Linked DNA regions of Homo sapiens: all the other regions are linked to region 5. The links are chromatin loops, found by intact Hi-C in ENCODE. Cell type or tissue: HCT116. All regions are shown on one strand.

Region 1 (4,000 bases), 430 kb before region 5:
TTTGTTCCAGAGGTAAAATATTGATGCTAGCTAATATAGTAATTTAATATAAATGACTGCCTTGAAAAAATTTTAAGAATAAGAGAAAATATGTATCAGATATGGCTCATGGATATCAAGCTCTGCACAGTATTATAGAGAAAAGGTCATAAAAATTTGAGAATACCAGGTGAAAGTTAAAAAAGAAACATAACTGCAGGCCTTCTCATAGCCTTTACTATGCTATTCATTGTGAACCCCCATATATAATATGCGATGTTACCTAAGCTATTTAATCATAAAATAATTTCCTTAGGGAGTTTTTTTAGGATTTGTATGCTACTGAATTTATTGGGGAAATTATTGGTCTAGCAAATGATAATACTCTTATTTTAAAATACCTACAGTTTAGCCATTGGAAAATCATCATCTGGTTTTTACCAACTAAATATAGTACCATATGAAAATGGTACAGAACCATCTATTAATTGCTATGAACACTGATGTTTGGAAAAGTTATTAAAACTGATTTATTCTGACATCCCACCCAGGGTGAAGGATAAAATGAAGATTAAGATTTAGTTTAACTTTCCCAGTTAAGGTTTGGTTCAACTTAACTATTACATGGTACTAGAGTAAAATACCCCTCTGGAAAGAAATCAACACTACTTTACAGAAATAGAGCTACCTCACTAAGCTAATTATAAAGGGAAAAACCTAAGGTAACACTGTAATAAAACATGAATTTCTATTATTGTTTTCCTTTAATTGAACTAAATACAATTAACAGTAACTCGGCATCCTGTAAGAAATTATGTCAGGAAATTAACAATGAACTTGAGCCTATGTAGAGGACACATTTCAGGTCTCCAGTAGTCTGTAATTAATGAACATCTAGTAATAGTCCATAATTAGCCAAAATCTATAGAATTCAAAAACACATGCTGGACAAAAGCATAAAGAACCAGTCAATGACACAGATCAGAATAATTCAGGGGCCAAAATTATGAAAAATTCAAATGAAAATGTGTCTTTCAAGTTGGTGCCTGTTCCTTCCATTTAATGGATGAAGAAAATGAGACCCCAAGAAGACAGGTGACCTACCAAAGTCATAAGGAAAGTCAAAAGCAGAGTCAAAACTATTATGGTTATGATTCTGCTTTTGACTTTCATGTGAACTTGGTAAGTGTAAAATTGGTTATGTTGAACCAATTGCAGTTGCTGATATTCACTGTTTTAATGTACAAAAATTATTTTTAAAACAAAAAAAGAAAAAGGAAAGAGAAGAAAAAGAAAACTTCCTCACTGCTAGTCCAGGACCTTTTTTCACAGAATGCCAGACCTTCGGCGTCTGCAACCACATTGCACTTAAAAGAAAGGAGGGTGAGGGTGGGAGGGTGAAGAAAGATTTGGGGTTTTGAGTCTCAACTACCAAATAGAGATTTCACTTAAATATTTAAAATTGTTTCTAAGTGTTGGGAAACTGAAAGAAATAAAGTATAAAACTTTTCCACTTCAAAAATAATAAGGTAACCAGTAGAGCAAATAATTCACTGGAGAATGAATGTAATTAAATAATTGATGCGAATAATGCACCAGTTTGCAATCTTTAAAAAAAAAAAAAAAAAAAACAACTTCAAATTATTTTGAGTACGATCAGAGGGTTGGTAACAGTAGTTCCTGCTTCTTTGGAGTTTCCCTGCAAGGCTTCTTGGCTCCACCTAGTGTCAAACAATCAAAAAACACACCATTAAATGGCAGAAATCAGCATAATTGTACTGCTGGTTTCTTCTTTTCCTTAGAAAAGCAAGCTACCACCTGTAGAATTATTAGCCTCTTCTGCCTAACTAGAAGCTGTGAACGCATTTAAATTTATTGTAAACTTCAAAGTTTATGGCAACCTTCTATAGTTGGACCTGTCTATACAATCGTATTCTGAAAAAATGAATTCAAAAATGAATAAATTGTATATTCAACCCAATATATAATTTTTTTATTTCATTCCATAGACCTTACTGAGCACCTCCTTTGTACCAGGCAATGTACAATGGACTAAGGACAGGAAATAAAACATAACATTATTGTGGGGAAGAGAAATAAGGAATCAAATAAAATGGAATATATTAGGTGCTTATTGACTGAAATGATTTTTAGTAATAATAGGTGTCCAAGTGAAGATTAAAGAGAAAAAGCATAGCTTGCAGAATAAACAATCTTGTGATAGCTTTTAAGCACAGAATGAGAGCCTTCGAAGAGCTGAATACGGCAGGGGGCGCTGAGAGATGGCAATAGTTCAGAGGTACGTTCTGAAGTCAGATGGGCCTAGTCCTGACTCTGCTATTTCACTTCTCTGTGATTTGGTTTTCACATTTGTTAAACTGGGATAATAATAGTATCTCTCACATTTGGTAGTTGTAAGGATAAACGAAATTAATACACAGAATGCACTTAGAACAGTGCCTGGCACATTGTGAGCTCAACATCACCGGTTGCATCTATTTTCGCTGGAGTTTAAATGCTGTGGACTGAAATGGGAGGCAGTCACCAAAGATGCATAAATTCTCAATTTGTGGACAAATGGGAACTGACACCCTTCTCTCTCCATATACATGTTCTATAGTGGAGCAAGCTCACTAATGCTTACAACCAGAAGTTTATTTACGGTGGGGAAGTCTAGAGAACCAGCTGCCTCAGAGGTAATCACTTTCATCTTTCAGCCCTAGTATGAGAAAAATTTCTGCCAGAACTTCTCTGTATACCTTAAAGTGACCAAGGACTCAGTGGTTACTTGAGGCCAAGAGTCTCAGAGTGGAGAACTCTATGGTTCTCGCAGCCTCCTCTTTGCCAGGACAGAGGGTGATTGACAGGGCAGACACAGAAGTATGACAAAAGACCACAGTTCCAGAGGAATTATCTCTTGTATCTGCCAGAGTTTACTTTCTGATGTTTCTTGCATCTTCTGATACAGTCTTGTATTCCTTCTACCAGGAAACAAAGAAAGAACCAAAAGAAGGGGAGAAAAAGAAGAGAAAAAGGAAGAAGAGAAAGAAGAGGAGGACAGAAGCTAATATATATTGAGTGCTTATGTCCTAAGCATTTTATATGTATCAATCTCCTTTAATTAACACAACAACCCTATGAGAGAGGCCTATTATTATTTACATCTTACAAATGAGAAAACTGAAATTGAGGCCCAGGGAGATTAAACAACTTACCCAAAGTCACACAGCTGGTAAGTGCAGCAGTGTATTTCTAATACTTTTTAACTACTACACTTACTGTTTTTCATGAACCTTCCATCCTCAAAGGCCCTCAGAATGATGGACCACCCAGTCAGGCTTGCCTTCCTCATTATCCTTCCCATCTGCCGCCCAGACCTCCAGCCTAAATAGCCGTTCTTTCAAACTGGCTAAATTCAGCTAGGTAATAAAAACTATACATGCACATGTATGTATGTGTGTTTGCGTTTGAGCAAATTGGCATTAAAATAAAGAAGAGTTCTAATGCAGCCAAACCACACTCATATGTACATGCACGCACACACACACACACACACCTACCTTGACACCTAATTCTCCCAGAAATATTTGACTTTTAAAAAATTGTTAGTTCAAATTGTTCCTGTGTAAAATTTCTCTAAATTTCTCATAAAGTCTCAATTTCCCTTGAGAACACCTTACTTCATTTCTGCAGCCTTATCTTCACTACCCATAGACATCCATAATTGGTTTTTCTATAAGGACTGAAGAAGGCAGACTAAGTGAGAGTAAAGTCTCAGATTTTGAAAAAATAGAATGGGTCAAAACTCAAGAGAATGATTATTTTTACACTAAGAATTTAGTGTTTGACCCTAAGAATCTCTGGATATTGCTTTTTTCAATAGACATGTATGTTTATATTGTAAGAGCATTTCAGATCCCACCAAAGGTGGGCTATAAAAATAACAAAGAAACATGGAAATAAATAATAAGGATTATGTGAAAACATAACAAGATTTACAAAAGTTATTATAATGTAATCA
Region 2 (4,000 bases), 490 kb before region 5:
TTTGAAGGTATTCCTTGACCCTTCCCCACTACACAAGTTGGGTGAAACGCCCTTTTCTTATATGATCCATAGCACTCTCACCATCACATTTAGTTCACTTACTGTTTACTGTCTGCTGTCCCACTAGATTGGAAATCAGTTGAGAGCAAGAGTCGTGCCTACTCTCTACCACACCCCAAGGCCATCCAAGCAGCATCCAAGGAAGAGGATGTTGGCTCCCAGGTATTAAACATTTCTATCCCATGGGAAAAGCTATCCCTGCAGTAGAAAACAGTCTTTCAAATCACTTAGCTGGGGGGAAAAAAGCAAAAACCCTTTTAGCTAACCAAATCAGCCCTTTTATTCTGATTGTACAGATATATAAAACAATTTGATTAAACATAACATACCTGGGAGGTTTTCATATTATGAAACAATTCACTGGTCATATTGATTTCAAAATTCAAGGTATATTTCTCATTGTGTTTAATTAATATATTGATTATTCCCTGAAAGATTAATTCATTTTGAAAGGGTTGATGAACCCAGGTTCTGATTTCACAGGCAATAGTGAATACTCCTTTGTGTAGACACTTTGGGAGGTAGCCAGTTGCCCTCTCCTGGTAACAAACTTGAACTCATTGCATTTCATTTAATTCAAACTTCAACCCTATGACTTGGCATTTTGTGGTTTGTTTCATTACTGATTTACTAATAGCAAAATATGTCCTTGTTAATGGTTGGTGAAAAACAACCATTATTTTCCTTTAACTATTTGTTTTTAAAAGATATATTGCCTTAGTAATTTCAATGTGAATTGAGCCAAAAATGTATACTTTGAAATGCATTTTCAATTTTATTATAAAATTTAATGAGAAAATTCTATTTTATATGATACCAACTCAATTTACAAAAAGCTTTTCTGGAAAATAAGCATTCCATGAAATAATTAATACTTACAATACATTGACTGGATTTATAATTGTACCTACTTTTCAATTGTAATATAATATTTATAATAAAATACTAGTAGCCAAAGTTTGTCTCTTCTATTGACTATGTTGCTTTACATGCAGATGGGTTTGTTCTTTTTAGACATCTCCTTTTGGATCATGTTTGTAGACCTTAGAAGTATGCCACGTCATAAAATGAATAACATCAAAACTGAGGACCTCTCCCTCTGCCATTGTTTCATGCTGCATTCTACCCATCCCAATTCTCCACCATACACACGTTCAGTCAGACACACACACACAAACACACACACACAACTGGTTTCTTCATCTCTGACAGTCCACAGAATTACATCAGATAATAAGCATGTTGTTAAATGTGTAAGCATATACCTCTACTCTACTCTTGCTCTCTGGATGATTAACTGAATTCAACTGTGATCACAAATGCCTAAACTGTGATATTCCTAGCTATCTCATAAAGCAGCCTGGGCTAAGTGGAGTTGGATGACATTAGTGGATAATCATCTCTCAATGCTCTTTTCTAAGAAGAGAATATTTGGAATGGGTGTTAAGCCAGAAAGATTAATCTGGAAATGATTGCAGCAGTTACTTTTCCTTTAAGGGAGCTGGTTAAAAGGGATTCTAGCCAGAATTTTCTCAGACACTTTCAACCACACTAAAGGAGTTAACTTTGTATTCCCCAATGATTTTTCTTGAAGGAATTTATTTCCCTTAATCCATTTTCTTCATCACACCTCACCTCCCAAACTACTGCCTGTTTTGAATAAGATATTAAAAAGCTAACCAGTAGTGCCTAAGAAGTGCATGAGCTCCCTCTCGTGGGTCTTGGAAGTTACTTCTGAAACTTGAAGCTCCCACAACTGAAAGTCCAGGTGGAAGAATTTGTAATTTAGTCTTTGTCTCCAAGAGAAGGTGTGATGTCTTGGCCCATCTTCGCCAACTAACAATTCATATTTCAAGCTATGCTTATTTTCACCAGCTACTTCTCTTGACTCTTCAAATTGATAGAAGCATTATTAGTATGAAAAATAAAAGTTGTATTGAAGATTTATTTATATAGCCTCAACATTAGTAATTCGGTTGCAACAATAAATGCCTGCCATTTGCTTTACTAAATTTACATTTTATACAGTATATTTTGTGTAACACTATTTCATTTAAATTACACAATAACTCTGAAAATGTGGTATTATCATTCTCAGTTTCAGGTTTGGATTAAGCAGGAAACAAAAATAAACCTGCATCTTCTGGTACCAAATCCAAAATTCTTTCCATCCAATCCTTTCCCTTCCACATTCTCAGTCTTGCAATTCCTCCTCACAGGGTGAGATTATTTCTCACGTTTTAAAGTCTAGGATCACTGTCCTAATGTCTCATTTTTCAAAACTTTTATGCCAGATATAAGAGAGTAAAACTTTTTTTAAAGCCTGGCTTAGAAGGCAGATGTTTCTAATTTTTAAAAGTAAAACAGTTAAAACTAGTATCCCTCTCTAAAGTGAAAATATTTTTAAACAACAATTTAAGACAGTTTTGGTAAGTACGGGACTATGTTTGGGAACGTGTTTGAAAACAGTCTCCCAAAAATTGGACACTTAAGATTTTCACTCCTATACTCCTTTTTGTTTGATTATGCAGAAGCAACTACCAGATTTTCAGGAAATTAGGTTGAAATCTCCTTTATGCAAACAAGGTCATTGACTGAATCTTGATCAAATGATAAATGATACCCGTTACACACCAGGAAATGCACTGCAAGGCTTATTACAGGGAGCTAAGTGACATTTTACTTATCCCCTGACTCCCCCAGTCCAATTTATATATTCCTACAACCAGAAGCCATTATTGAATCTGAAAACCAACTCTTTCAATTGCTGAATGTGTCCTTGCATAGGTTATTTGACCTCTCTGAGACTTTGTTTCCTTGTTTGTAAAATTAAGGTAAATGTAGGACTTACCTCATAGGGTTATAGTAAGGATTGAATGACCCAATGTATGGAAAGTACTTAACAGTATCCAGTACAAATTAAGAAATCTTTTCTTTTCTATTTTGTTTTGTTTTTTTTTTTGAGATGGAGTCTCGCTCTTGTTGCCCAGGCTGGAGTGCAGTGGTACGATCTGGGCTCACTGCTACCTCTGTCTCCCGGATTCAAGGAATTCTCCTGCCTCAGCCTCCTGAGTAGCTGAAATTACAGGCACCCACCACCACACCTGGCTAATTTTCGTAGTTTTGGTAGAGATGGGTTTTCACCATGTTGGCCAGGCTGGTCTTGAACTACTGACCTCAAGTGATCTGCCTGCCTTGGCCTCCCAAAGTGCTGGGATTACAGGCATGAGCCACCGTGCCCGGCTTGTAATTCTTAATAGTAATATTAATATTATTAATCCATGAATTCTACACATGACTCAGTTTTTGCTGCTTGTGTCTCAGTCCTGATATCCAAACATCTTACCTGCTTTTTGACCTCTCTTGGTACATATCTATTTGTCCTGGTCTCCTATTCTTTGTTCTTTCTTGGTTGCCTTTTGTCATACACTGTGGCACTTAATAGTGACTTATAGTGCCTCTCTGAGCTTCCCTGCCAAGCTGACTTCCATTGCCTTAGTCACTGGCCCTGCCACCTCCTCATTGGTACAGAAGAAACTCCTAATCCTGACTCTACATAGTCAAACTTACATTGCTGCTTCAACCTTTTTGTCTTGTATGAAATCAAGACAAGGATATGGGTACCAACTCTTGAATTACGTGTCTCTTTTGATAAACAACTTTTTCCCATACTTTTCTAATATTAGCCATCCAATTTAAAAGTCAGATTAACAGAAACCCAGGAAGACACTATGTCATTTAGTCAATCATTCGCTCATTACTTATCTATTTAGACACACTGAAGACGAAAGAGCTTACTGCAACCAGAGTAAAGATTACTCCTCAACCCCAACTACTTTCTTCTTTCTTATCTCTACAACTATGACTCAAAAGAGCATAAACATGTACAGGAGTGACACATGTAGAGTATTAGAGCACTCACGGGAATATTGAAAATCTC
Region 3 (4,000 bases), 640 kb before region 5:
ATGACTTATTTATTTAACAAATACTTTCCATGTTTCTAATGAGCTACAAAATGATTCAGTCCCAATATTAAAGCAGTAATTAAAAATCCCATCAATCAGGCTCTGATTGGTATTTTCTACATGCATTTTTCAATGAGTTCCAGATGCTTTATCATACGAGGCAGCCACTACACTCTTGGACAGCTGTTAACTGTGAAAAAAGTCATTCCTTATGTTCTTCTGAATACTCTATGAAATGTTTGCCTCTTAGGCCCTCTATATGATACAGAATAAACCCAATTCATTTTTGTTATATGCTAGCTCTTAAAGCATTTACCCCCTCTTTCTTCCCACCACTAATTAGTGGCTTAGGAGTTCAGGCTTCAAGCAGCATCCATGGATATAAATATCAAGATTACAAAGAACTCATTGATGTACCAACACTGTCAAATAATACCAACATTGGTTGATTGGTTGTTTTTGTACACACAATATAGACCGTGAGCAACTTGAGGCAAAGTCTTGTATCTTAATCATTTCTTTATCTCTTGTGTCTAACACAGTGCATGGCACAAATAGATTATTAAAAATATTAAATAGGTGTTGAATGAAGAAATTATTAAGCTAATACTTGCTTTTATTTTTTTTCAGTCAGTGGAAATCTAGTGTATAGGTTGAGAACCTATATCAGACACTGTTCAAGGCCATGAATGAAAAAAACAGACATGAATCCTTCCTCAGACATTGGAGTCTGAAATTGCTGAAGTGAGCACAGTAATTCCACTGCAGATGACTCATATTACTAACCTTAGGGAGAAAAAACCCTACTGCTGAGCCCCAATTTCCTCATATACTACTGAGTTGTTAGACAAATGACCTATTTGATAAGATTAAGTCCTTAAATTATTATAAAGAGTATGGAATGTGTAAGGCATTATATAAATTAAGTTTTATGATTATAAAACTATTTTATAAATTCGAATACTGCCCAAAATGGATGTTCTCCCAAGGTCAAAAGCAATTCAGTTTCTCAGATACAAGCACATCATTATAAAACCACATACATAATGCAGTAACTCTAGGATTTTTTTTTAAACCATATCTCTATTGTATAATGTAACTTCCTTTAGAGCACAATATTTTACATTCAGTATCCTCTACAGGATCTAGCACTTTTCAGAAAAATAGCATTCAATAAGTGGATTAATGCAATAGAAACAACTGAAGAATCACCAAGGAATCTAACCTGAATACCATTTAGGAGATTCAAGAACCCAGTGAAATTGTATGCAAAACTGTGTGTCTGTACGCCATTTTGTAGAGTTCTTCAGTTTTATCAGAGTCTCAAAGAGATCTATTATATATAAGAGTTTCTTACTCAGTATATATGAATTGAATTTCAACTACTTGCTAGACATTGTACTACGGTTTAGGCTTAGAATATAAAACTTTTTTATAATAAATGAATATTGAGTACATCGAAATTTTTCAAGATCTGCTTTCTTATATTCACACCATTAAAATTAATGCATAACCTAATAAACACATTTACATCCTAAATCAGCATCAGATACTCTGAAGTAATTTAATATCACATTTGCTGGCAAAATATTCCTTGGAAATACATTCTTACTGGCTTCATGAAAAACGCCTCCATGATAATATAACCTATAGGGGTTTAATGTATGTCTACATAGACTTATATATGTGCATATAGATGCATACACACATACGTATATACATATAATTTAAAAAATCTTTAGTGAGTCATGCTGCTTAAATAGTTTAAACAATCTCTAATTCATCAACTATCTTTTACCACCAGTGGGCTTCCATTTATTCCTAATAATAACAATGAAGCTACTGTCCTTCAAAAAAGAAAAATGATGACATACAAAGAAAATGTCCTAGAAACTGTTTTGTAAGCAGTTTCCTCAGGGACTTTCCACTGACTGAAATAAATAGTTTTCAAATGCGCCAGAGGGAGGACAAAAATTATTTTTAAAATTGCAAGAATACCTCTGAAACTTCATGGCAGTTTTTCCCCTTTGGAAATCTTATATCTCTCCTCAGTGCATTAAGCATCAACTATCTGCAGTTAATAAATATTTATTTGAGCAGCTATTTTAGTTTTCTGAATAAAATTATTCTTACCTTTGAGAATGGCTGCCATATATTCTTGTCCCAAACTTTTAAGGATATTTCCCCAGATACAGACATAAGCACACTTAAAGACTGCAACTCTCATCCACAGTAGATGTGCACTTTACAGTATGGAAATTTTAATGTAGTATAATCCAAAATGACTATTTGAAAAAAAAATGGTTATTCTCCGGAATCAATGTTTCTAATTCATATACTCTACAGAGCTCAGTTGCAATTGGCGATAGTGGCCAGGAGATGGCGCAGTCTTATTTCCTAAAATTTACTTCATAGACACAGTGTCAACTTTAAAGAGAAATGTTTTTTAATGGCACTTGTTTTCACTCATGGAAGCTAAGATTGAAAAATAAAATACTCAGGAAATATAAATTCAAAATGCTCAAATGTTTTATTTATTACGAATCACCCATCTGCAAATCAAATGCTTTAAAAATACTTTGAATAACTTTTTTCTTTCCTATGAACCAGGAATAGAAGAAACAGTTTTGAAATGGTAATTATTTAGAATTGCCTTAATTGTTCAGTTCTTCCTTTCGGTTTATATTCTATTCTATTATGCTGTATTGCTTTACACTTACAAATGTATTTTATCACTAAAAATTCCACTTTTCAATAAAATAAAAACTAGTTTTAAAATAAAAATGTTTACAAATGATAATTTAGGGAGAAAATTCATTAAATATTTCCTGAAATAGCTTTATTCAAGGCACATATAATGTTCAGATTTACTTCTTTCACTTGATAAATCCTAATGAAGAGTTTTCAGATCTAAGACCTATTATATTGCTTGAAAAAAAAAAAACCCAGCATTTTAAGACCTCATAATCCACTCACATACTTACTGAAGTATATTAATGGATGTGTGTGTATGTGTGTGCACGTGCATGTATTGTATGCTGGAAAAACTCCAGAAAGAGAGAATGGGCATATACATTACGGATTGTCCTGATTTGGTCTGAAGTACAGTCTGCCACAAGTTATTGAGTCTTTACTGGAAAGGTAGGAAGAATCTCTAATCATCCCTGAAAAGGCATAATCCAAAGCTGGCCGAAAAGGTAAGGTTGGTACTAACCCAGGTGTTAGGTAGGGTGACATAAAACCAGATAACCCTCTTCCTGCAGAAGAATATGCCAGCCTTAATGGACTGATACCTACTCTAGGATTTACGCCGTAGAGACTTGAATCACCTCCATAAGAAGCAGAAGTAGTTTGAAGAGGAGAGAAAGCTGATTTATTACCTAGAGTTCCAAAACCAATTCCAGCAAGACTAAAACTTGAAGCTCTCTGAAAGGCTGTGTTTTCCAGTTCTTCTGAGTTTGCTAGGTTCCTGTTGTCTGGCTTGTGTTCTTTGCCATTTAAAACCTGTTCAATGGCTTGGACCACATCCCCTTTGCAGAACCGTAGAATGCCTTCTAGCCGGCTGCGCCTGTAATTTGGGAAAATCTTAGTAAGGATATCAAGAGGATCTCTTGGTCTTGAGGACACTGTCGGAAGGCTTGCCTTGGTCGCAGTCAAGTCTTTGACCCATTCACTTTCATTTCCTGATTCCAGATCAGAGGATGATAAGGACCTGGGACTCTCTTCACCTCCTGATTGCTCTCCAGGATGAGGAGACAGGATACTATCAGGCTTGTTGGAGTATTCTGAAATAGATGACCCGATACTTTGTTTCCCAATGACACCATTAGACCTAGAAGATGATCCTAGGTAAAGCTGATGGGATTTGGAGATCAGTTCTTCTTGTCCATTCTGGCATGACTCACATTTACTCTCTTTTTGTTCTGGAGAAGAGGGGGAAAAAAAAATCAAATACAGGGAAGACTTCCCAGAATGTGGTACTGCTCACTCAAAAATAATG
Region 4 (4,000 bases), 230 kb before region 5:
TGCCTAAACTGGACTAACTCAGGAATATCAAGGAGTTCATTCCTCAGAAGATGGAATCCATACACATGAACAATCTGACCATCTCTACTGTACCTTGCACAGCTGCTTGGCTTCATAAAACTTCTCCCAGTCTGCTTCACTGACAGTCTGATGTTGGTTATGATCTCCTTCTCAACCCACCACCCACATCTCCACTATAGTCTGGTTGTTTGTGAACATCTGGATTGAACTAGAATTGAGTAGAGTAATGATGTTTTGGAGTCAAATTGATTTGTGTTCAAACACTGGCACTATAATGAAATAGCCATGACACCTTGAACTTGTCATTTAATTTCTATGAGGCTCCATTTCCTAATTTGTATATAGATGGCACTAATATCTACACCATAGAATGCTGATAAGGAATAAGCAAGATAATACATGATCACAGGCTCTTGCCTTGATCAACAGTTAGAGTGGTGTGTTAGTCGGCTAGGACTGCTGTACAAAGTGCCACAAACTGAGTGGCCTAAAAAGAGAAATTGTCTCACAGCTCTGGAAGCTAGACGTCTGAGATTAGCAGTTGGCTGGGCCATCCTCTCCCTCAAGGCTACAGGGAAGAATTTATTCAAGGTCTCTTCCGTAGCTTCTGTTAATTTTGTGACTTTTAGCAGCATAACTCCAGTCTTCAGAGAGCATTCTCCCAGTGCATGTCTCTATGGCCAAAATTCTCCTTTTTATAAGGACACCATGATTAGGAGCTTCTCCTATGTCAGTAAGATCGCATCTTAACTAATTATATTTGCAATGACCCTGTTTCCAAATAAGGTCACATTCTGAAGCACTAGGAGTTAGGACTTCAGCATAGTCATTTCGGGGGAACACAATTCAGCCCATAACAAATGGAATGAAAAAATTTTGAGGGCCTGAAGATTTGGCAAAGTTTATTTAGGAGCTGAGAGGTCAGAAAAACCGTGCAGTGTGCCATAGCTAATTGCTCAGCCACTTCTTACTATAATCTGTTTTTTTAAGAGACTATATAAATTATCCAAATAACTACTATAAGCTGCCATTCTACTTTGATTGTGGTAATCTGTATTTTCTCATTCCAAAAATGGAGAAAATAATGCTGGCCTCTACCTCCTAGAAGCTTACAGTCAAAATATTACAACAACAATGCTATCCACACAGATGTTAAAACACAGAGTAAACAGATGTTGCGCAATTAAGACACAGCTAAAACAGGGGCCGAGTATTTATATATGGAGAATTGACTCTTGTTGCCACAGGAAGGTGAAGGACAAGAGCGAAAAGAAAAATTATACTGGTTTCATAAAGACAGGACTACTGAGGGATTTGAGGTGGTCCTTGCAGGGAGAGAACATGGGAAGCTCACAGGAAATTAAACCAGTAAGTTGACATGGCTTCCCCTGACTGAGATATTAATGATTCTAGTTCCACCGAGCAACAAAGTCTAAAGATTTGGATCCCTTTTTAATGATTCTTGGCCTTAAAAAATTAGATGTCATTTTAAGTTTTTGTCATTTTGAATATTTTTAAGGTACTGTTCCCTAGAGTTATTTAGTAAAGAAATTTCTAAATCCCTAAACCCATTTTCTAAAATTCTAAACACATTAAGAATAAATATTGACAAGGAAAAAATTTCCATGTCCTAACTGGAAATTTTCTCAGATAAATGAAAGTTAGGATCTCTTCCAGAGTAAGTTCCACTCCAATATAATCAAGTCAACAATGAAATTACTATTTCTAGAATACTTACTATGCATACACTATACCAGATATTGCTTGTAGTACAAAAGGAGATAAGCAGTTGTTTTTTAACTTTAAAAATAATTGAAACAAAGGAATACATATGCATACTTTGTCTTTACCAAATAATGGATTTTTTTCTAGACATTATCTCCGTCATTAAAAATGCATCAGCATTGTTGGTCTCTATCATTAACCTATTATCCTGTGGGTTCCTTGACAGAAGAAATTACATCTTGTCCATATCCAACTTGTTTCTTAAACATTAAAAAAGAAAAAGTAAAAGGACTGAATTAGTACAAAAGAATAAAGTTTTATTATAGTGCAAGAGCTCAAAGTAATATCCATCCCAAGTATGGATATTTAGAGTTGTTCAGATATTTGTGCTATACTCTCTTAAAAGTAAAAGATTTTTAAAAGAGGCAGCTGAGCAATTAAAGTAAGATGCACTTTGTGGTTTCTTTGAGCTCATAAATCTTGAACAGATTTATCAAATCTGCGCTGGCAAAATAGTTAAGCTTGGTAGATAATTATTTTTGAATAATTAAACGAGTAAATAATTAAATAAATTAATGAATTATACTAAAGAAATTGGAGAAAAGTTGAATTTCACCTCTCTCCTCTAGGTGGCAAACTCATACCTCCTACAGTGTTTCACATTTCCTGTCTCCTAGAACTGACATATGAAAATTGCACTGAAAAAAAAATCCATAATTTTATGTCTGTTGTAGTGTAGAAGTAAGCAAATATAAAAGTATTTTCTCCCAAAAGTGCTTCCTTCAGTTTTGTATCTTTAAGCTTCTTGTCAAGAACATTGTTTATAGCAAGTCATTATGAAATATGATTGTGTAAGTACTATAAAGAAATAAAATTGTGCAAGAGGCTTTTCAAAGCACTTGTGCAAGACTGCTTTGAGTACCTTCAGATTTTCATTGCCTACTCTTAGGAAAACATTATTTTCCCTAACTTTTATTATTATTCTCTAGGATATTCATTTTCCCCTAAATATGAAAACTAAGCCCCATATATATTTTTTTCCAGATTCACTGTGACCATAACAGATAAAATTGAATAAAAGCTTAATGTGTTATCCTCTAAATGGAATATAGAACCAAATGAGGTAAATTAATCCAAATACCTTGCTTTAATTTCCATTCACACCAAAATATGAGTTCCCTGAATGAATTAAATTATGCCCCCCAATCTCCACTACCCTTTGTGGTGACATAGTCTGTATTTTCTTATACAGGAAATATGACTGGAAAATGTCTTGAAGTGTCATGAAAGCTGAAGAGGAAAGTTAAAATTAATCTAAGAGCACACCAAACAGGAACAGCAAGTATTGAAGATGCCTGCCCTGTTTCCAGAAGTAAGAGGAGATAAGTAAAAAGAACAATGACATGTTATAGCCCAAGAGCTAAAATTAAATGCATATAAACAATTCTTGTGGAAACTAGAAGCCGATGTAGATTACGCAAACCAGGTAGAGTCTTGCCAGAACATGCCAGGAGAGAGTCACCCAGCACTGAGACATGGCTAGAGATAGAAGTGAGGTTAACACTGGGAAACTACAGAGGATTCTGCACTTGGATGGCAGCTGTTAAATTCTACATTAATACTGAATAGTATGTACTTTAAACCCCATTTTTCTTCTTTATCCCACTGAAGAAGCTGAAAGTTAGTTGTTCAGATACAGGAATCCAAATGAGAATTGCTAGTTTATGTATGATTTCTCTAACACACATTTCTTGAACAACCACTTTAGGCCAGGCCCCATAATAGAACCCAGAGTAGAATCCTTGAATAACACAAATATGAATAAGGCATGCATGATCCTTGCCATCAGCGTAGTGACGAAACCAGACATGTACACAAACAATTATATGAGGGTGGTAAAGGGAGAAGGGGAGAAAGAATGCACAGAGCCAAACTGGTACATTGATGTCAGGGTGTGGAAGAGCCACCTTTCAATCCCATTCTACATCTGGATTAATGGCAACTTGTTTGACCAGAATCTAACCACAGTATTAGTTTTGGTGGATTTTGAGTTACACCTACACAGCTGGGCCTCTAATGCAGCTAAGTAATGGAAAGAGGCACAAAGTAGATATGATCATCTATAATACCTCTCCAAAGGCATTTTAGCCTTGTTTCAAGAGATTGTTCTCAAAGGTTTGCATGAAGGCAGAGGAGTTACACAAGAAAACACCACCTGTTAAATGGACAGATGACTCCTAACTTTGACATTAGA
Region 5 (4,000 bases):
ATTGCATTTTTCAGAGATTATCTTGAAAGTCCTTGTCTGAGTTAAAGAAACCTAGCACTATCCTCTGAGAGTTGATCTAATTTGATGATTAAGAAAGACAAACAAGAACAATTACAAAAATAAATAAAAATTAACTAAACTGTTAAAACTAAAAATAAGTAACAAATCATTAGGGAAATTTCCTTGGGCTGGTACCTCCTAGAGAGTAAACAGTGCCAGGCTAACTTTATTAGAAACCTAATTAATGCGAAGTGACCTGAGCATTGTTGTTTTTCAATGAAAAGCTTTAAATCTATTGTCACAAGGGTAACTAAATAAAATAAAGTAGGCCTCAAGAAAAAAATTCCAGGATTAAGAATTCAGTGAACATCTGCATTAAATAATTTTCAGGTCAGGTTACACAAGTTGAGTCCTATCAACACGTAAAAAAATGGTTACCTTTCTGGCTCAGTTTCCTGAAAAAAACAAAACACACACACAAAAAAAGCAACAACAACAAAAAACAAACAAGAAAATAAGGACAATTTAGTGAGGTTTTTACTGAAGAACTCTGCCTGTTTCCCATGACATGGTTACATAATTTGTGACTGTCCACCACAATTTCCTTAAGTGGCAAAGCCAGGCTTTGATGTTGGCGCCATCTTGTGGAGGTATATTATTAAAACCACAGCAGGTTAACATACTTTTATGTCAACGAACAAAGAGTAACCAGTATTATAGCTTTCAAATCAACAGAAGTGTTCACTTAAGTCAATACATTTAAATTACGGCACTTCAATAGAAAATAACAAAAATTCATACTGTTTTAGGAAATCCCAATCCTTCCTTAGCCTGGCTTCTCCATCTTATCCTTCATTCCGTGGACCTCTGAAGCACCACAGGTCATGAGGAGGCTAAGAAACCATCCAGCCCATATCCTCACCTGGGACACAGATATGAACTGCTGACTCTGAAATTACTCTCAGCCAGCTCCCTGGGGATTCAGCTACTAGCTTTTTAACTTATCACCACTTTGGCCTGGCTGTTTCTGGGTGTTCCCTGAGCCAGGGCATCTCAGATTCTGGATTCAACACTGGATGCTCGGGATCAAATACACAAATCGAGTTGGGCTTTGTTTGGAGCCACCCTCTGAGTTTAGGTGAACTTGCCCAGCATTGTAGCAGTTGTTGAGAAATGCTAACCAGGTGTCCCGCTGAATTTCAGAGCCCCTGAGCTCACTCTCAGCAACCCCAAGCTTCAGTCTGCACCACCTGGCTGCATAATGACTCTGCACCAGGTAGCTGGCAACTCAGCCCTCAGCAAGGAACATGTAGTAGCCCTGGACATGAAAGCAAGAGTGGCTACTGCTCTGGAATGATCTGCAGGCAAGCCCATCCAGTCACTTTACTAGGTCCAGTTGTTTACGGAAACCTACATTGTGCGAGGGATACAGGGACAAGTGTAGCAACTGAGTCCCGCCATCCCAGGAAACTGGACCTCTAAGATGGAGGCCAGCAGGGCCAAGATGTGGCCAATGTCGCCACCTGCTGGCTCCACAGCAAAGTACAACTGGGATGAAGTACCCAAGCACTGATGGCCCAATTCTATCCACATTCCTTTGAGTCTCTAAGTTTGTGTCAACTCAGTACTGCCTTAGTTATAAAGTAACTGTGTCTGTGGACTTACATGTTAAAGGCACTGTGCTAAGTGCTTCAGTGGCCTTACCTTATTTCATCATCAGGACCATAAGATGGGCCCTATAGAATGTTACCCGTTTTACAAACGAAGAAAGAGAAGCACAAAAATTAAAAACCTCGTCCAGGGGCCAATCATAAGGAGCAAAGCTGGGATACAAATCTAGGTCTTTCAGGCTTAACCACTATGATGTGCCCTCTCCCAATATCCCCTGGAGTCCTCCATAACATTATACCTTATTAGAAAAGTTATTTGTCTCCATGTTATGAGACAACATGCTCAGAGAGGTCAAGTTCATGACGAAGGTCACAGAACAAGCACAGAAACAGTGACTCCAGGTATCTGAGTGAATCATCTCAGAGGGGAGGAAAACTCTTTCTTAATGACCTCATCCACCCTCAGGAAACAATGACAAGACCTTGCCAGGCCTCCTGGGCAGGAAGCGTCAGTCCTCAGTCCAGTTAATTCTAGACTGTGTAGGAAATGTGTTCAAGACCTGAGATGGAATTTCTGCCCAGCCAGGACTTCTTTATTACACAAGATAGAGTTCTGAAATAGGGAGTCAATCAAGGTCCTTGACAGATTTTAAAAGCTAGTGGCTCATGCCACACTTTTCCACGGACTGACCATCAAACCAAACTTCTCAAAACTAGACCTTCTGCAATGATAATAAATAAAGCTCTCTATGACATCTGCCTCAGAACCCTAAAGCTGCCCACACCTACCTACAGTGACTTGAACCACCTGGTGTCTGCAGCCATGAGTGGGGTCACCATCTGTCTGCATTTCCCTGGCCAACTCAATGCTGACTTGCAGAAGCTGGCCGCAAACATGGTCCTGTTCCCCCACCTGCACTTCATGTATGGCTTCCCCCTGCTGACCAGCTGGGACAACCAGCAGTACTGGGCCCTCATGGTGCGTGAGCCCACTTGGCAGTTCTTTGATGCCAAGAATATGATGGCTGCCTGCAACCTCTGCCATGGTTGCTACGTAATGGTAGCTGCCATGTTCAGGGGCCACATGTCCATGAAGGAGGTGGACATGCACATGCTTAATGCCCAAAATATGAACAGCAGCTACTTTGTTGGTTGGATCCCCCAAGATATAAAAACAGCTGTGTGTGACTTCCCACCCTCAGGGCTAAAGATGTCCGGCCACCTTCACTGGCAACAACACTGCTATCTAGGATCTGATCAAGGGCATCTCAGAGCAGTTCACAGGTATACTTCGGTGCAAAGCTTTCCTGTACTGGTACACGGGCGAGGGCATGGATGAGATGGAATTCACCGAGGCTGAAAGCAACATGAACGACCTGGTGTCTGAGTACCAGCAGTAGCAGGAGGCCACGGCTGAGGAGGAAGAGTTTGAGTGAGCCAAGGAGGAGGTAGGTGGCCTAGAGCCTTCTGTTACTGTGTAAAGGGTGGAAGTGGTGTGAACCCTTTATTCACGCACAATCTGTTCTATGACAGCCATGTCTTAGTGTATGTGCGCTTGCTGTTGTGTCTTGACATCACATGTTCTAAAGACACCCCAAAGAAAGCATTTTCACAGTGAAAAAAAAAATTTTTTTGTTCAAGAGCAAATCAATCCAAGGGTCTGACTTCTCTGAGACTGTGAAAGCATTTATCCAAATACCAGTTCACCTGGTCAGAACAGTTACTTCTAGCAATGTGGAAAGGGTGCATAGTAACCCCTACTCTGTCTATTTCTTCTAGTACCTGGCTACAGGAGATTTTACCAACCCTTCTTTGTCCCAGAAACCATTCACCATCACTTTGAGGCCTGGGCACACTGCCGTAAGGAACCCAGCACTCTATAATGGCATTTTCAAAATACCATCACCCCAAGCGGTTGAGACTAGCTCATGCCAGGGAGATGGGCTGCCTCTGAGTGCCTCAAGCTCACGATAAGGTAAGCGAGCCAGAGCTGGAGCTGGCACAGCCCGATCTGAGCACTGCAGTCCTTTAGCTCTGGTTGCCATAACAATTTTGGCAAGCACAGCAGACGGAGGCCCTCATTATTAGGCTGACATGGCTTTGAGGCCTGTCAGGGCCTTGCAAAATCCTGGAAGCCTAGCTGTATGAGAGGGAGCAACCAACTGTCTCAGGCTGTGAGGACTGTTAAAAACCTGCAATAGGGTCCACAGGGATAGCTGGGGTCTCCATCTCTGACAAGACACCCCCTCTGTAGGCCACCCTTGTAGGTAATGGTTATGGATGGAATTGTATCTCCCCTAAGTTCATAGGTTGAAGTTCCAACTCTCAGTACCTCAGAATGTGACTGTATTTGCCGTTTTTAAAGAGGTAATTCAGATCAAATGAGGTCA
Region 6 (4,000 bases), 310 kb before region 5:
AAGAGTAGGAAAATGATCTGAACAGACGTTTCTCAAAAGAACACATACAAATGGCCAATAAATATATGAAAAAATGCTCAACATCCCTAATCATCAGGGAGATGTGAATTGAAGCTGCAATGAGGTATCATCTCACCCCAGTTAGGATGACTATTGTCAAAGAGACAAAAAAAAAAAAATAACAAATGCTGGCAGGGATTTGGAGAAAAGGGAATTCTTATACACTGTTGGTGGGAACGTAAACTAGTACAACCACTATGGAGGACAGAATGGAGGTTCCTCAAAAAACTACGAATAGTACTATGGTATGATTGAGCAATCCCATTACTAGCAATTTATCCAAAGGAAAGAAAATCATTATATCAAAGAGACATCTACAGACCATGTTTATTGCAGTACTATTCACAATAGCCAAGTTATAGAATCAATCCAGGCATCCAAAAACAAAGGAATGGACAAAGAAAATATGGTATATATACACAATGAAATACTATTAAGCCATAAAAAGCAATAAAATCCTGGATGGATGCTCTTGGAGGACACTGTGTTAAGTGAAATAAGCCAGGAACAGAAATTTCCTACTAAACACCGCATGTTCTCACTCACATACAGAAGCTGAAAAAGTTGATTTCATAGAAGTAAAAAGTAGAACAGAGGATACTAGAAGCTAGGAAAAGTAGGGGGAAGGGAGGGATAGGGAGAGAATTGTTAAAGGATACAAAATTATAGCTACATAGAAAGAATAAGTTCTGGTGTTCTATACCCACTATAGGATGACTGGGTATGCGAATTACCCTGATCTGATCACTATACATTATATATATCAAAGCGCCACTATGTACCCTATGAATTTTGTACAGTTTTTTTTTAGTTTTAAAAGAATAAAAATTACTTTGAGCAAAGCATCAGGATCCTTAAAAGAGGATATATTTTGTGTTTCTTTTTGAGCAACCTCTACCCATCTACCCATCACCCTTGCCATTATCAATCTAATCTATCTCCAAGTTAGTTTGGTTGAGGTAAGTGGCTATTTCCTCTTTTTTTTAAAACCAGTACATTTTATGTGCATTGTTTTGATCTTTAAAACATTAGTGATTATGTGTTATGGGGTGAAAAAGTATTATAACATGAAAAGAGAGCTGTTTTTATTGTCTGAGCCCAGTTTTATTTTGTAAATTTGTATGTATATAGCATAGTTGTTAAAATCATTACTCTAAGGTTAGACTGCTTAAGTTCAAATCCCAGCCAATTACCAGCGGTGCAACTTCTTTATGCTTCTGTCTCTTCATATGTAACATGGGGATAATAGCAACCACCTTATAAGGTTGTTATGAGGATTACATGAGTTACCAGTAACACATGTAAAATGCCTAGACAGCATCTGGCACTAGGTAAGCATTACATGTTCACTATGGTGATGATAATGATGATGATGATGATGATGATGATGATAATGATGGATATAATGATGATGGAGATGATAATGATGACAACACAGGAAAATATACCAGAAAGACATATGCCAATATGTTATTACTGGATAATTTTTATTTTCTTCATTTTGTTTATCCACATGTTTACCTTTCTTGTGACTTTTTAATATTTTTGAAACAAGGTTATTTTTTTAAAAAAACCATTAGTAGAGAGATATAGGTTCCAGTCCTGGTTCTGCCACAGCTTTGATCTATATGCTTGGGCAAATCACTTTTCATCTTTCTGTATTTCAATTTCCTAACCTGTAAAAGGAGAAAAAAAAGGTAGAAGTGCTTACAATAGTGACAGTAATACCATATAATCCTGGAGCCCCTGACATTTTACAAAGCACTTACTTATGCAGTAGCTCACAAGGAAACACACATTAGTATCTCCCATGCTCTCAGCCTCATTTAAAAATCATTTAATCTGATTTGCAAAAACAGCTGACCAGTGTGCTGCAAAGCATAAATCTTGACTCTGGCCCTAGCCTCCATGTAGCAGAAAGCTGCAAAGGCCTCAATAGCTCATGCATCCCACAATGTTCAACTTGCTGTCTGTAAGATACTGGGAAGAACGAGACAAGGAAAGAATAAAATGAAGGCAATCATATTTATGAAACAACTGTAATATAGATCATTATAGTGTATACAATCGTTACAACTCATTGAATCTTCACAACAACCTAAGTGGAAGGTTTATTTCCCATATTTCAGACATAACTTTCTCATAAAGGTTTAATATCAGTGCCCAAGATCACACAGCTACTAACTTCAAACAAGGATTTATATGAAAGTCTAGCTGAACCCAAGCTCAAGTTCATGCTAAAGTTCTATGCCACCTCACTGAAATTTGACAGCCACTGGGTTTGGGATGTTGGTTATTGTTTTAACTTGACTGCTAAGCCTCAAGCCCACTGAAGAACTCTGCTAGATAAATGGTACCAAGAACCTAATGCAGTGAGGGAAAGTATTTTACTACAAACAACTAGCCTATAGATGGCGACAGCTTTCAACCCTTTTGGACCCAGACTGGCACTCATCATGAAAGCTTTAATCCAAAAATGTCACTGTATGTCAAATGCGCCCTGAAATAGCCAGACCTCCCAAGTCTATCAGGTAGTGACTGAGACAGCTATTGAGCAATGATAATTCTTCCACACCTACAGTATAATAGAGAACAAACACTTCTGAAGGATGGTCATTGTTCCATATAATAAATATTGGCAGTGAATAAGCTCATGACCCTTTTTTTCTTCCTTGTTCTTCCTCATTTCTCTTTCACCAACACACTTCTTTGCTCGCCTAACTTGATGAATTATAGCCCCAAGAGCGCATAAGAGTGAAGTCAGCATAATATACATTGCTAAAAAGTTCCGAATCAGTCAAATGGAACTTGACTGCCTCTTCAAAGGAAGTAGCATAAAAAGGAAAGAGCAATGAATTTACTGTGTTTGCCTAACTCCATTAAATTGGAATGCTTGGCCTTGAATAAGCAAAATCATAATTACATGTTAAGATATATCTGTGTTATCTTCATGTCATCTTAATGAATGCTTACTAGATGCCAGACACAGTGTACTATATATTATTGCACTTGGGCCTCACAATAATCCTACAAGACAGGCACAGTTATTACACCCATATTGAATGAGGAAACTGAGGCACAAAATTCTACATAACTTTCCTAATGTAACAGAGCAAAAACAAATGAAAAATGATAGCATAGTGATTCATACTCCAGCAGCCTGACTCCAATGCCTACCTTTTCTTAAAGCAAGATCCCGATTGCCTAAGTACAATGGTCAGATAGGCAGGTATGCACCCCTAAATAAGAACTTTCTTCTTTAATCATTTTCATGATATCTCCCCATCCATTTAACAATCCTATATTCAGCAGTTCGTGTGATGAAAATGGACAAAAGGATTACAGCATGCTACAAAGCAAAGGCCACTGTGAAATTCACATACATGTGAATTTCAGCAGCAGAGTCACTCACCTACTGGATCACAGACCATACTTGCACTGGAATTGCTCTGAGCTAACTTATGGTGAATCTACTTAAGGGATTAAGTTTTATTCTTCTTATTACTTGTACTCCAAGTCTGGACTGTGAGACATAGCTGTTAAAAAACGAAAGGTAAAGGGAAAACCATCAGCCTGTGGAACAGCTGTCACTGATTTGTTGCAGGGAAAAAAGTTCATAAACCTTTTAACTCCACAGAGGTTCTTCTCTCTCCATAAAGTTACCCTTCCCAAAGCCAAGGACTGAGAAGGAATGATGACAGGAAAACAGGTTCCTTGTTGTCTCGAGTGGCTTATTGACATCTTTGAGATTTTTCAGACTAAGTGACACCCATTTAGCTGGCTATGCCCTTCATAGCAATGATTTTCTTCAGGTACTTTCTCCCTGTTGAGAGGGAGTGGAGTGGGGTGGGGCAGGGAACATACCATAATATGAGTCTCTCTCTCTGTGTGTCTCTCTTTCTCTCTCTCTCTCTCTCTCCCCATTTTCACTTTTAGTACA
Region 7 (4,000 bases), 400 kb before region 5:
GAGCCAGAGAAATTTTCCAGTCTTATGGATTAATCAACTTATTCATTCATTTATCCATTCTTTCATTCTTTTTATTTTATTTTTTATTTTTATGGGTACACAGTAGGTGTATATATTTATGGAACATGAGATGTTTTCATACAGGCATACAATGCATAATAATCACATCATGGAAGATGGGGTATTCATCCCCTCAAGCATTTTTGCTTTGTGTTACAAAAAATTCAACTATGCTCATTTAGTTATTTTTAAACGTAGCATTAAATTATTATTGACTATAGTCACCCTGTTGTGCTATCAAATACTAGATCTTATTCATTTATTCTAACTATTTCTTGGTACCAGTTAACCACCCCCACTTCTCCCTCAACCCCCCACTACCTTTCGCATCCTCTGGTAATGACCTGTCTACTCTCTTACTCTCTATCTCCATGGGTTCAATTGTTTTGATTTTTCGATCCCACAAGTAAGTGGAAACGTGATGTTTGTCTTTCTGTACCTGGCTTATTTCACTTAACATAATGACATCCAATTACATCCATGTGGTTGCAAATGACTGAATCTTGTTCTTTTTATGGCTGAATTGTATTTCATTGTGTATAAGTACCACATTTTCTTTACCATTCATCTGTTGAAGGACATGCAGTTTGCTTCCACATCATAGCTGTTGTAAACAGAGCTGCAACAGCTAATTTCCTTTCTTTGGGGTATATACCCTGCAGTGGGATGGCTGGCTCATATGGTAGCTCTATTTTTAGGTTTTCTGACAAACCTCCAAACTGTTCTCCGTAGTGCTTGTATTAATTTATTAATTTACATTACCACCAACAGTGTACGAGGGTTCTCTTTTGCTTGTGGCTGAGTTGACACTCGAACTACAAGACCCAGTCCTTCTCACTCTTCCCTCCCCTTTCCAAAGGCAGAGGAGCCTCACCCAGTGGATATCACTACCTCAGACCCCTGGGGACTGCTACTAGACTACCTCTGATGTTCCCTTAAGGCTTAAAGGCTCTTCAGTCAGCTTGTAGTGAATATTACCTGGCTAGGACTCACCCTTCAGGGGAGTGAGCTCCTCTCTGGCAATGGGAAGTACCAGAAATGTCATCCACAAGTCAAGTCCTGCAACTGGGGTCCCTAAGAGCCCACTTGGTACTCTATTCCATTGTGGCTGAGCTGATACTTAAAGTGAAAAGCAAAGTTTCCTTTACTTTTCTGTTCACTTTTCTCAAGCAGGAGTCTCACCCTAATCAGCTACAACAATTGGAAATGTGCCGAGTCTCTCCTAAGTCCAGCCAGTCTCAGCATCTCACCTAAGACCTTTGATGTAGTACCTGGATATCCCTGTTGGTTATTCACAGCTCAGGGTCCCTTCAGGCAGCAAGTGATGAATCCTTCCAGGAATGAGTCCTTCTCTTCAAGGCAATGAATTCCCTTCTTGCCTAGGGTGTGTCCAGAAATGTCCAGGAGCTAGGGCCTGAAATGAGGGTCTCACAACTCTGACCGGTGCTCTATTCTGCTGTGGCTGAGCTGGTATCCAAGATGCAAGACAAAGTCTTCCCCACTATTCCATCTCCTCTCCTCAAGCAGAAGGAAGGAGTCTCTTTTACAGCCAGGATTTTTGCAGCCTGGGCTTCGGGGATGGGTGAGGCCAGCACTCCCTTAGCTGCCCCAGCTGGTGTCGCAGTAGGTCGCATGCAACCACAGTCTACTGTCTCTTGGTCCAGTTCAGCCTATGACTCACCTTGGTGTTGCAGTCCTTGAGGCCTAAATTGCGTTTCAAATTTATTTGAAGCCCCAAAGCACTTTTGCCCACAGTGGTGAGGCTTGTAGGAACTCAAGTTCCAACCGCTGGGATCAGCAATTCCCCTCTGGCTCCGGCTGGTTTAAATGCTGTCTTTGCGGGAGGGTGCCAGCTGAGTTTGGTCCGGCTCTGCTTTCAGCTATAACAAGGGCAGCACTGAGTTCAATGCCTCACAGTTGCTGGCTCTCCCTCTCCCCAGGGTGCAGAAAAGCTCTCTGCACCACATTGCCACTGCCAAGGAAGGGGGGAGGGATGGCATAGGCAATTCAAGTCTGTTTTTTCTACTTCTTCGGTGCCTCTTTCAGCGATATGAATTTAAAACCAGGTACTATGAGTGCTCACCTGATTTTTGGTTCTCATGAAAGTGTTTTGTTGTGTGTGGATATTTGTTAAATTGGTGTCCTTGCGGAGGTAGGTTGGGGGATGATCGGTGGGGCCTTCTATTTCTTCACCTTGCTCCAACCCCCTTTCATTCTTTTATTAAAAGTATTAAGTGCTCAGCAGGTAAGATGTAAGCATTAATCTAGGCACTATAGAAACAGTTATAAACAATATGAAGTACTTCCCACACTACTACCACTCCATCTCATGGAGTTTACGTTCTAATAAAGAAGAAAGATAAGTAGATAGACAAATTAATGTGTTAGTAGAGTTCGGTTTTATGAAGAAAATAACAGCACGGCTAGAAAGTGAGTGAGGTGATACTATAGAAAATGTGGCCAGCTGTGGTCTTTCTAAGAAGGCAAGACTTTAACAAAGACTTGGAAGACATAAAGGAATAAGCCACAAAATATCTCAGAGAAGGGTGTTCTGGCTACAAGGAGTGACAAATGCAAAGGTCCTGAAACAAGAACATGAAGGATGTGTTAGATTTTTTTAAAAGGACAATATTTTATGATTTGAGTAATATTTTACCTATAGAATCTTAAATTTTTAACACAGGATTGATGCACTACACACCAGAATATACTAACAGAGCACCTGCTCTGCCAATGCCAGGCTGATTGCTCTGGAGACACAGACTGTTTCAAGAAACTGAGTGAGTAGGCTCTGGAAATTGGAAGTGATCTTAGTATTTAAGTTCAGTCACTCAACTACAATCTCTGAAACTGGGGGAAATATGTTCTGTCTGCATCACGTAATCAAAGTTTAATTTTTTTAAGGAACAATAGGAATGTCACTTGCAAAACAGAAATGGAGGTTTATCTTTCAGAGACTAAAATATTTAAGTAGTCATAAATCAACTGCTTATTTCTCTACTTAGTGATTTACTGCCTTATCAAAGGCATCTCCTTGTTAGCTTTTTATGAGGATTATCGTCTAAAGCCAGCTTCCAAAATTAGAGGCTAATAAATGATTAGTTACATGTCTAGATGTGCCACAGCTGATGTAGGAGTAATAAAAAATCCTCCCCCATTCCCCCATAATTCAGCGGGTGATTAGTCTGTGTCCACTGGCACAATCTTGTAAAGTTCTGGAAATCATTCTGTTAATACGTTCAATACAGACAGCTTGGGGAAAAGCCTCTTCAAAGTGGCTTTTAAGAAATTTAGTAATCTAATTTGGCTGTTAATACTAATCATATTTTGAAGTCTCAAACGTCTGCCTCCTTCTGTCATCTGTTTGTAGACAGAGGCAGATATTGAGGTTTTGATATTTATTTATAATTTTGAAAATCATGGTTTTCTCTAGTGTGCCGTTAGATTTCACCCATCTGGATTCAGATTCCACTAATTTTGGAAGTCCACATAATGCTGACAGTATCATTAAAAAAAGTGATGTCTTTAAGGTAAATCTTTTTTTCTGGAAAATTTTTAAGTACTTTATGCAAAACTATTAGCAAGGGGTGGAGATATTTTATATTGCATTACAGAGCAAAAATGTTTATGTACCTCAGAATTATCCTTTCCAGCCCACTTTAGACATGTTGGTATGTCCTGTGTTGGAAGACATTTAGAAAATAAGTAGGTTAGAGAGACAGACAGACAGACAGACAGACAGACAGAAACTGTTGAACACTCATAGCATGAATACTATAGATCACTAGGACCTCAGGCCTCTTTCTCAAGTTTGCAAGTCTAGAAATTTCATATGTTCAATTTTCTCAGGCTTGATCAGCTTCCTGGAACCTGACTCATTCTAACAATCTCACACAAGAATATTTACAGAAAGTTTACATTTGCAGCCACTTAAAAAATT

Evidence for each region. A loop is a pair of places that touch in the nucleus more often than their neighbours do. Peaks named below come from ENCODE experiments on the same cell type or tissue, not always from the same donor. Only the 100,000 strongest peaks of a DNase experiment are listed, where the experiment ranks them.
Region 1: it touches region 5 in a loop (8-fold over the local background); 97 of 110 quality-filtered maps call a loop at or near these places.
Region 2: it touches region 5 in a loop (6-fold over the local background); 7 of 110 quality-filtered maps call a loop at or near these places.
Region 3: a loop joins it to region 5, with 18 times the contacts of the local background. A loop is called at or near these places in 63 of 110 quality-filtered maps.
Region 4: it touches region 5 in a loop (16-fold over the local background); 68 of 110 quality-filtered maps call a loop at or near these places.
Region 6: a loop joins it to region 5, with 10 times the contacts of the local background. A loop is called at or near these places in 56 of 110 quality-filtered maps.
Region 7: it touches region 5 in a loop (5-fold over the local background); 4 of 110 quality-filtered maps call a loop at or near these places.

The regions. Positions count from the first base shown.
Region 1 is chr9:22,242,563-22,246,562 of GRCh38, reverse strand. No RefSeq gene overlaps it. Among named protein-coding and RNA genes, the nearest start is that of DMRTA1, 200 kb to the left of the region's middle. In HCT116, CTCF peaks have their summits at 1,707 (motif pointing left) and 2,248 (motif pointing right); DNase peaks (open chromatin) are centred at 1,692 and 2,234.
Region 2 is chr9:22,304,986-22,308,985 of GRCh38, reverse strand. No RefSeq gene overlaps it. Among named protein-coding and RNA genes, the nearest start is that of DMRTA1, 140 kb to the left of the region's middle. In HCT116, a CTCF peak has its summit at 1,768 (motif pointing left); a DNase peak (open chromatin) is centred at 1,765.
Region 3 is chr9:22,450,987-22,454,986 of GRCh38, reverse strand. DMRTA1 (DMRT like family A1) reads right to left here. Exons shown (of 2, transcript NM_022160.3): 2 at 1-3,923. The coding sequence ends at 3,076. Among named protein-coding and RNA genes, the nearest start is that of DMRTA1, 6.2 kb to the right of the region's middle. In HCT116, a CTCF peak has its summit at 2,372 (motif pointing right); a DNase peak (open chromatin) is centred at 2,356; H3K27me3 peaks cover 1,014 bases.
Region 4 is chr9:22,036,654-22,040,653 of GRCh38, reverse strand. All of the region lies in intron 3 of CDKN2B-AS1 (CDKN2B and CDKN2A antisense cis and trans regulatory RNA 1), which reads right to left. Among named protein-coding and RNA genes, the nearest start is that of CDKN2B, 29 kb to the right of the region's middle. In HCT116, a CTCF peak has its summit at 2,409 (motif pointing right); a DNase peak (open chromatin) is centred at 2,393.
Region 5 is chr9:21,810,688-21,814,687 of GRCh38, reverse strand. The region is part of intron 1 of MTAP (methylthioadenosine phosphorylase); the gene reads right to left. It also overlaps the pseudogene TUBB8P1. Among named protein-coding and RNA genes, the nearest start is that of MTAP, 10 kb to the right of the region's middle. In HCT116, CTCF peaks have their summits at 648 (motif pointing left) and 1,522 (motif pointing left); DNase peaks (open chromatin) are centred at 617 and 1,528; H3K27ac peaks cover 2,924 bases.
Region 6 is chr9:22,118,240-22,122,239 of GRCh38, reverse strand. CDKN2B-AS1 (CDKN2B and CDKN2A antisense cis and trans regulatory RNA 1) reads right to left here. Exons shown (of 19, transcript NR_003529.4): 17 at 3,473-3,596; 18 at 1,830-2,040; 19 at 1,527-1,736. Among named protein-coding and RNA genes, the nearest start is that of CDKN2B, 110 kb to the right of the region's middle. RefSeq lists enhancers at 3,611-4,000, 3,729-4,000. In HCT116, a CTCF peak has its summit at 2,486 (motif pointing right); a DNase peak (open chromatin) is centred at 2,460.
Region 7 is chr9:22,214,781-22,218,780 of GRCh38, reverse strand. No RefSeq gene overlaps it. Among named protein-coding and RNA genes, the nearest start is that of CDKN2B, 210 kb to the right of the region's middle. In HCT116, no CTCF peak of the experiment used is centred here; a DNase peak (open chromatin) is centred at 1,710.